Regions from separate parts of the Homo sapiens genome. Here region 2 is linked to region 1. Evidence: read pairs that join two places in POLR2A ChIA-PET (ENCODE). Cell type or tissue: OCI-LY7. All regions are shown on one strand. Links, peaks and the distances in the headings refer to the core of each region. The heading gives the core; the rest is flanking DNA.

Region 1 (4,503 bases), core at 271-4,270:
CGGTTGTTTTTTTCTTGTAAATTTGTTTAAGTTCTTTGTAGATTCTGGATATTAGCCCTTTTTCAGATGGGTAGATTGCAAAAATTTTCTCCCATTCTGTAGGTTGCCTGTTCATTCTGATGATAGTTTCTTTTGCTGTGCAGAAGCTCTTTAGTTTAATTAGATCCCATTTGTCAATTTTGGCTTTTGTTGCCATTGCTTTTGGTGTTTTAGTCATGAAGTCTTTGCCCATGCCTATGTCCTGAATGGTATTGCCTAGGTTTTCTTCTAGGGTTTTTATGGTTTTAGATCTTACATTTAAGTCTTTAATCCATCTTGAGTTAATTTTTGTATAAGGTGTAAGGAAGGGATCCAGTTTCAGCTTTCTACATATGGCTAGCTAGTTTTCCCAGCACTATTTATTAAATAGGGAATCCTTTCATCATTTCTTGTTTTTGTCAGGTTTGTCAAAGATCAGATGGTTGTAGATGTGTGGTGTTATTTCTGAGGCCTCTGTTCTGTTCCATTGGTCTATATATCTGTTTTGGTACCAGTACCATGCTGTTTTGGTTACTGTAGCCTTGTAGTATAGTTTGAAGTCAGGTAGCGTGATACCTGACCCTGATGATGCCTCCAGCTTTGTTCTTTTTGCTTAGGGTTGTCTTGGCTATGCCTGCTCTTTCTTGGTTCCATATGAACTTTAAAGTAGTTTTTTCCAATTCTGTGAAGAAAGTCATTGGTAGCTTCATGGGAATGGCATTGAATCCATAAACTATCTTGGGCAGTATGGCCATTTTCATGATATTGATTCTTCCAATCCATGAGCATGGAATGTTCTTCCATTTGTTTGTGTCCTCTTTTATTTTGTTGAGCAGTGGTTTGTAGTTCTCCTTGAAGAGGTCCTTCACATCCCTTGTAAATTGGATTCCTAGGTATTTTATTCTGTTGGTAGCAGTTGTGAATGGGAGTTCACTCATGATTTGGCTCTCAAGGATCTAGAACTAGAAATAACATTTGACCCAGCAATCCCATTGCTGGGTATATACCCAAAGGACTATAAATCATGCTACTATAAAGACACATGCACACGTATGTTTATTGTGGCACTATTCACAATAGCAAAGACTTGGAACCAACCCAAATGTCCATCAATGATAGATTGGATTAAGAAAATGTGACACATATGCACCATGGAATACTATGCAGCCATAAAAAAGGATGAGTTCATGTCCTTTGCAGGGACATAGATGAAACTGGAAACCATCATTCTGAGCAAACTACCACAAGGACAGAAAACCAAACACCGCATGTTCTCACTCGTAGGTGGGAGTTGAACAATGAGAACACATGGACACAGGGCGGGGAACATCACACACCGGGGCCTGTTGGGGGTGGGGAGCTGGGGGAGGGATAACATTAGGAGAAATACCCTAATGTAAATGACGAGTTGATGGGCGCAGCAAGCCAACATGGCACGCACATGTATACCTATGTAACAAACCTGCACGTTGTGCACATGTACCCTAGAACTTAAAGTATTAAAAAAAAAAAGATATCCAGGTGGATAGTGGGATAAAATGTATTCCTCTTTGGAAGCAGGAGTATGTCAGCATGTACTGGGTTGGGATTCTTTTGGTTGCCAGTAGCAGAAAACTTAACTATAATAGGCCTAAGCATAAAGGAAATTTATTGGCTCATGTAGATAAAAAGTCTGGGGTAACAAGATTCAGGTGTGGCTTGATGCAGGGCTTACAAAGCTGCCTTAGGTTCCTGTTCTCTCTGTCTCTCCTCTCCTTTCTGTATTGCTTTAATTCTCAATGGGCTTTTCTGCTCTCTCATGGTTATAAGGGCAGTTCTGGCCTTCACATCTTCTTGGATCTACATCCAGGATGAGAGAGAGAGAGAGAGAGAGAGAGAGAGAGAGAGAATTTCTTTACTGCAATAATACAGAGGCTCTCCAGTTGGGTGATATCCAGAACCCACTGCTGTGGCCAGGATGCCATGCTATACAATTTAGTTGAGGCCCATGGTGCCCCTCCTAGAGCTGGGGGCAGTGTGATGCCACATAAACCATGCTGGCTGAGGATGTGGGAAGGACAGCACCAGAATGGAAGAATGGTCCCTGGGTGGCCAGAAAACCCCTATGGTCACGGCAGAAGACTCAAGGGTCTTTCTTCCTCCACCCTCCTACCCTAGGCAGAAGATCTTTAAGGAGAGGGCCTTGCCAGACATCGAGAACTACATGTTTGAGAATCATGATCAGCTGCGGCAGGCGGCCACCGAGTGCATGTGCAACATGGTGCTCCACAAGGAGGTGAGGCAGGGGCTCAGGATGGAGACCCGGGCGTGATCAAGGCACGAGAGGCAGGCCAGGGTCAGGGCCTGGGGTGAGATCGGGAGCTCTTATGATGGCATTAAGGTAGCATTTTGGGCAGAAAATCCAGGAATCCCTAAATATTTCCTAGATTATAGCCCCCCTCCCTGTAGGGGCCCTGAGAGAAAGATATGCATAAAGGAAAAAATACAAAGCTGGGGCTTTCAATCCAGACCCTGGGCTAGATGAGGTGGAAGGCACCATTTCCCTAAGTTACTTAGGCCCAAATAACCTTAAAACAAAGCAGGATATGAGACCAGGGCCTCTCAGAGGTCAAGGAAGGCTAGACCACTTGCATTTATTGAAGCTCCACATATATAAAAAAAATGAAGAAATGCCAAATACAGTTATCAGCCATTTTAGGATGTCTCAAATGTCAGCATTTAATGAACTACCACTGTTCCCATAGAAATTGCAATGCAATATAACTGTACTCAGCACAGAATAATTACAGGGTTTATAAAAATAAAATGAATTCAGAACATGCCGTAGGCTTCATGGTCCAGTCATGGGACAAATGATACCCATCTGGTGAATGTCTTCTTCTCCCCATCCTGTCAGAGTACTGCTGTGACTGTATGTGTAATCTTATCAGAGATAACAGCAGGGTCTAAGTTTGAGGCCCTTCATTAACATGAGGGCCAAGCCGAATGTCCCTCCTGGGCCCTCACATAGGGGCTAGCGTGAGACCCAGTCTGTTTACCCTCAACACCTGAACCTTAGACCTTCTCACTGTTATAGGGGAAAACCTAACCCATTAAAGCCGATTAAAGGCCAGGTATGGTGGCTCATGTCTGCAATCCCAACATTTTGGGAGGCTGAGGTGGATGCGTCACTTGAAGTCAGGAATTCGAGACCAGCCTGGCCAACATGGCAAAACCCTGTCTCTACTAAAAGTACAAACATTAGCCAGGCATGGTGGTGGGTGCTTGTAATCCCAGCTACTCGGGAGCCTGAGACATGAGAATCACTTGAACTTGGGAGGCAGAGGTTACAGTGAGCCGAGATCATGCCACTGCACTCCAGCCTGGGTGACAAAGCAAGACTGCATCTCAAAAAAAAAAAAAAAAAAGCATATTAAAGTCAGGGGGAATGAAGCTACCAGGGTCTACCAGGGAACTGGCCTAAGGCTGGGCTGGGGGCCTGGCAGCCATAGGGGAGACAGAGAGTGTGTCCAAGGAGATGGGCGGGGAGGCTGAGAGGTTGAGAGAGGTAATGGGAGGAGGGAGGCAACCTTTCCTATGGGAGCACCGGCTGCTGCAACAACCCAAGTCAAAATGTTCAGTGGTCCCAATAGGATAGAAGTTCATTTCTTGCTCACCATGTCAAAGTCCTATTTGGATTGGGTGGCTCACTTTTTTTTTTTTTTCTGAGATGGAGTCTGGCTCTGTCACCCAGGGTAGAGTGCAGTGGTGTGATCTTAGCTCACTGCAACCTCCGCCTCCTGGGTTCAAGCAATTGTCCTGCCTCAGCCTCCCGAGTAACTGGGACTACAGGCGCGTGCCACCACCCCTGGCTAATCTTTTGTATTTTTAGTAGAGACGGGGTTTCACCATGTTAGCTAGGATGGTCTTGATCTCCTGACCTCGTGGTCTGCCTGCCTTGGCCTCCCAAAGTGCTGGGATTACAGGCGTGAGCCACCGCGCCCGGCCGGGTGGCTCACTTTCAAGCTGACTCAGGGATCCAGGCTTCTTTGATCATCAAGAACTGTCTTCTCCTCTGCCACACTGGGAGTGGATTCCATTCTGATGGTGAATGGGGAGACAGACTGAGGGAGAGGTGCCTGAAAGTGACACATCACTTCCACTCATGTTCCATCTATGAGAACTAGGCCACCACCACATCGAGATGTGAGAAATGGGGGAATGTAGTCCATGTAAGGGCAGCTGTGTCCCATGAGAGGGGGCCATGCTGACCCCTCTGATATATGGTGACCTCTGCCATGCTCTCACCTCCCATGACCACTGCTCCAGCTTCAGGGAGATGCAGGTAGAGGGTCACATCTGGGAAGCTGTGATCTTGGTCCCCTTTTGGAGTTCCACTTCTAGGAAACCTGGCCCAGTAGAATGCGCTGAGACTTGACCACCTAGATTTTACAGTAGTGCAGAGGGGTGAGGATGAGATGCTGTGAGGGGTTAATACCTCTCTGA
Region 2 (4,252 bases), core at 1-4,000, 190 kb after region 1:
AGTCCGCTTTTTAGGGAACCTGCTGAGCAAACTAGCTGGGCCCCCGGACAGGGGAGAAAAGCACAGATACCCCCACTCCACTCCACCCCCAGCCCCTCCGCACCCCTCCAGCCCCTCCCCACACCCCACACCCTGGCTGGGGTGGGGTGGGAAGGGTGCTGCTCCCTTCTCGAACCTGGCACTCGAGTTACAGCCCGACGCGGATTCGGCTGGGCTAGACCCTGAAGCACGGGTAGAAACGCAACTCCGGAGTCCCAGGCTGGGGGCAAGGACCCTCTCTGACCTCTCAAGCTCCAGCGCTTCCGAAGCCCCCTTAGCGTTTCCCTGGAGGCGCCCAGGTCGAGTCCTTATATACTAGCGGGTTGGCGCCATCCCACGCACATCCCACGCAGGAGATGCAAGAGCCAATGGGCGGGTCTGCTAAGCCCGCGAACTCTGCCGCGTTAAATTGCCTAGAAGCTCCCACCCTTCTGACTGTTGCCACGTAGTTCTTAGTTTCCGGGAATTTGGGGATTTTTTCCTCCCCCTTCTTCCCACCCTTCCTCCGTCTCCTCGCTCCCTCCATCCATCTCTCCCTCCCTATCATCTATCTATTCATCTATCTGGATTACAGCAAAACAAAGAATAAAGATTATGAAGAAAGAGAAGAACTTCCCAGGCCCAAGCAGCTGTCGGCTCCTGCGCTCCCAACGGGGTGGCCGTTTCCTTCCTCGCACCCTCTTCTCTCCCGGTGCCTGCGGTCCCACCTTCCAGATACCCCTCGGAGAGTCCAGCTGAGCTCTCGCCAGAGCTTTCCCCTTCCAACCCGCTCGACTTGCCCAGATCCCAAGCTGGGCTTCTCTCTCCATCGCCCCAGAAAGTGGGTCTTGGAGACCGAGGCAAGAATTTGGGCCTCCGCTTCTGTTCCAGACCCCGGACCCCTTGCCAAAATGCGGCAGATGTGCAGATTGGGCCGCGCTTGGTTCCTGGCTGGGTTTATGGAGCCTGCGGCTGAGGCAGGCTCCGCAGACCCCGAGCCAGAGTGGGATTTAACGGCGGCCGGTGCGCTGTGCTTGGTCAACCCCGGTAACCGTCACGCTGCTAGTGATATGAAAAAAACCTGCCAGCGTTCTGCTTTTCTGCCCCGCTGCAGTCTTTAGCACCCGCCAGGATTCTGTCCGAGTGTTTGGATTTTGTAATCCTCCTGTCTTTGGCCAACTCCCCATCCTTGGCGGAGCGCTCGCCCTTGGCCGGGCTCCGTGCTGCCAGCCTTGCGGAACCCTAGGCCCGGGCGGCTCTGTCGGAGGCCCACTTCTCACTGATGCGGAGTGGCCCGAGGGTGGGAGCAGCGGTTAATGCCGCACTGATTAATACAGGCTCCAGTGAAAGCGAAAGTAAGAAAATAAAACGGATTTCATTATACATATACAATGTGTGTATGGATACATGTACATACATATTACACTTATGTGTATGTTACGCACGTTTGTTAAAATGAGGTCATAATGTTCATGCTGTTTCATAACCCACTTTCTTTCAATGACCACCTTTTCATTTCAGTAAATCTTCGTATTCTCATGTTGCAGCTTCTCCATTTTTCTTTAACATGTTTACAGAGAGTCTGTGCAAACCTGTACCAAATCCAGAACCATGCATCTATAACGTGCTAAAAGATTGTCAACCTAGAATCCTATAACAACCACAAAAAAGGCCTACCTAAATGGAGGCAAAGTAATGACTTCAGACAAAAAAAAAAAAAAAGGAAATCTGAAAATCTGAGGGAATTTGTCACCAGCCGATCTTTCTTATGAAAAAATATTAAAGGAAGTTCTTTAGCTGGAAGGAAAATGATACCTGAATGAAACTCAGATCTACAAAAAAGAATGAAGAGCACAGAAGATAGTAAATATGCAGATAAATATAAAAAATCTCTTTTTTACTGTTAAAATTATTCTTTTTTTACAATATAACAAAATGTATTTTCATTGGATATTAATTATGAACCCACAATGCATGTAAACTAAATACAATACTTCAAATCATTCTGCACAAAGAAATTACAGATCACATTTATTTAATAACAAAATGTCTAATTGTTTAATAAAATGTTTTTAGGAACTTACAATATAATTTTCAAAAACAAAGAATAAAAATATTAAATATATCACTTTATGGCAGAGGACAACATAAATTTATTTCTGCAACACAGCAGGCAAACTTTTGTGCTAGAAACAGTGGAGAAAAAATTTAAAGCAAAAAGTCAGGAAATGGATGTTCACAAATTTCTGGTTAACTGAGGCTCAATAGTTATTGTAAGAAACGGGCGTTTGAACATCAGATTTTAAAATAAAATATTTTAAATATTTTTATTTTATAATATTTTAAAGATTTTATTTATAAGATTTTAAAATTTTAAAATATTTTTATTTTATAAAAATAAAAACTTCCTCAAACACCAGAGTTTTTCACCTCAGCAAATGTCTTTTCCTTTGATAATTCATAATCCTGCTGTTCATTTGTCACATATATGAATATCTGGTAACTTCATAAACAACTACCAATGGCACACTTCAAATGCTGAGTCTGTTGAATTTTCTTATATCTTTTTCCCCAATGAACCTAGAGCCTATAACAGAGAAGATACTGAAACATGCTAAGATAATAATTGGTCTTAGAGAGACTTCACAGCAAGTATTTAATGAAAGCCACTACATTTCCAGCTCTAAAAAGAGCCAGACAGACACAATCCCTGCTTCCAGAGTTCACCGTTCAGACAGAATACAGCAGGGCAAGCACTGATTCTGAATCATTATGAGCTTTGATTTCATCTTTCAAGATTTACATAGATACTGATTTCTTCTGGAAGGGCACATAAAATCTTCCCTTACACACATCATTCTTTGGATTCTCATAAGGGGTATTTTGAAGTCTGTATGTTGACAAGGCCAGTAGATACTTAGTTTTCTCTAATTGCCTTCTACTACTTAAGACTATGTCAAGTATTTTGTTTTCCCTTTCAGTTCTCCCCAACCTCTACCTTCTGCAGTGTTGTCTATCCAGTTGGCTTTTCTGTAACACTTTGCTACACTTTTCTGTTCCCCTTCACTGTTTTCCTCCGTTGCTTTCCTCCTTAACAGAAGCCTGGTCATCTAGGTTTCCCCATCTTTCCTTTCCTGGCTTCTTATTCACATGAGTGACTAATCTTAGCACTTCCTTAAAAGTTGGATCTTCAATAAATATAACTTGTCAGCACTTTCAATCTGCATCTCCTTGAGCTTTTTTTTTTTTTTGATCATCAGATCTTCTGTGCAATAATATTCTCTTCCTGAATGCTATTTAGAAATATTATCCTCAAAACACCAATGGTTTCTTGAAGATACTTGTTTTAAAAGTTGTATCAAAAGAGATTGATAAAGGAATCTATAACTCAGCAAAGGATGCTTCTACTGTATTGTGAATTCCCACCATTACAAATATTGGATTCTGCAAGTCCAACATTAAAACCTGGTATGAGACATCAATTTATACACATAAGAGTTACATTATTATTTTAATTTTTTTGTGGATACTAAACTGAAATTTATATAATACATGAGGTTTTAATCTTAGAAAAAGTAAATGATAAAAATTTAATATAGTTAATTGTTCACTGATATGTCTATTGACTTCATCATAACCTATATATTTAATTAAAAATCAAACTATGAGTCTGCAAATCAGATGCTATCAAGCAAATTGCCATCCAGGATCCGTAATTCTTTGTATATTTTTAAGTCAGATGAATATATAAGATTCAGTAAATTTTAATGTTCCAAATTGTTCTCAAAAAAAAAATTATCAGAACCTTGCAGTTAACACAGTTGGCTAATTCATTTCCCCCCAATGAACTACCTATTTGTGTTGTGAGGTAGCAAAGACTATGATCTTCTGTGACAGTAGTAGCCTTAATTCTTATGCATTCCCTCTTCATATGAAGAGTATGAACAACAAAAAGGGACAGATGAGTCACCTTTCATTATTCATTGACTCTTAGTGTTTTCATAGTATGTTAAATGCCTGATTTCAATTTTACAACAACAAAAAATACCAATATTTATTCTGAAAGGCAATCGTATGTTCCAAGTAGCAGATATTAACAACTTCCAACATGATCTCTAGGAATAATCCGCAGTTCTGAACCTTGTTTTAGAAAAACATTTCCAGCAGTCTGTGCAAGATTTATTCCTATTCCATCATTGGTAATAACTGCACTTGTTGCAGCAGGAGCTTTAAA

What was found. Peaks named below come from ENCODE experiments on the same cell type or tissue, not always from the same donor. Only the 100,000 strongest peaks of a DNase experiment are listed, where the experiment ranks them.
Region 2: POLR2A ChIA-PET joins it to region 1 with 7 read pairs; 5 of 35 experiments call an interaction of 5 or more read pairs at or near these places.

What each region holds. Positions count from the first base shown.
Region 1 is chr17:35,178,384-35,182,886 of GRCh38, forward strand. It overlaps UNC45B (unc-45 myosin chaperone B), which reads left to right. Exons shown (of 20, transcript NM_001267052.2): 18 at 2,176-2,293. Among named protein-coding and RNA genes, the nearest start is that of SLC35G3, 14 kb to the right of the region's middle. In OCI-LY7, for the core only: no CTCF peak of the experiment used is centred there; no DNase peak of the experiment used is centred there.
Region 2 is chr17:35,373,299-35,377,550 of GRCh38, forward strand. SLFN11 (schlafen family member 11) reads right to left here and starts at 323. Exons shown (of 7, transcript NM_001376007.1): 1 at 176-323. LOC105371933 (a long non-coding RNA gene) reads left to right here. Exons shown (of 2, transcript NR_171638.1): 2 at 614-1,557. It also overlaps the pseudogene UFM1P2. RefSeq lists enhancers at 291-340, 431-480, 1,151-1,250. In OCI-LY7, for the core only: no CTCF peak of the experiment used is centred there; no DNase peak of the experiment used is centred there; H3K4me3 peaks cover 801 bases.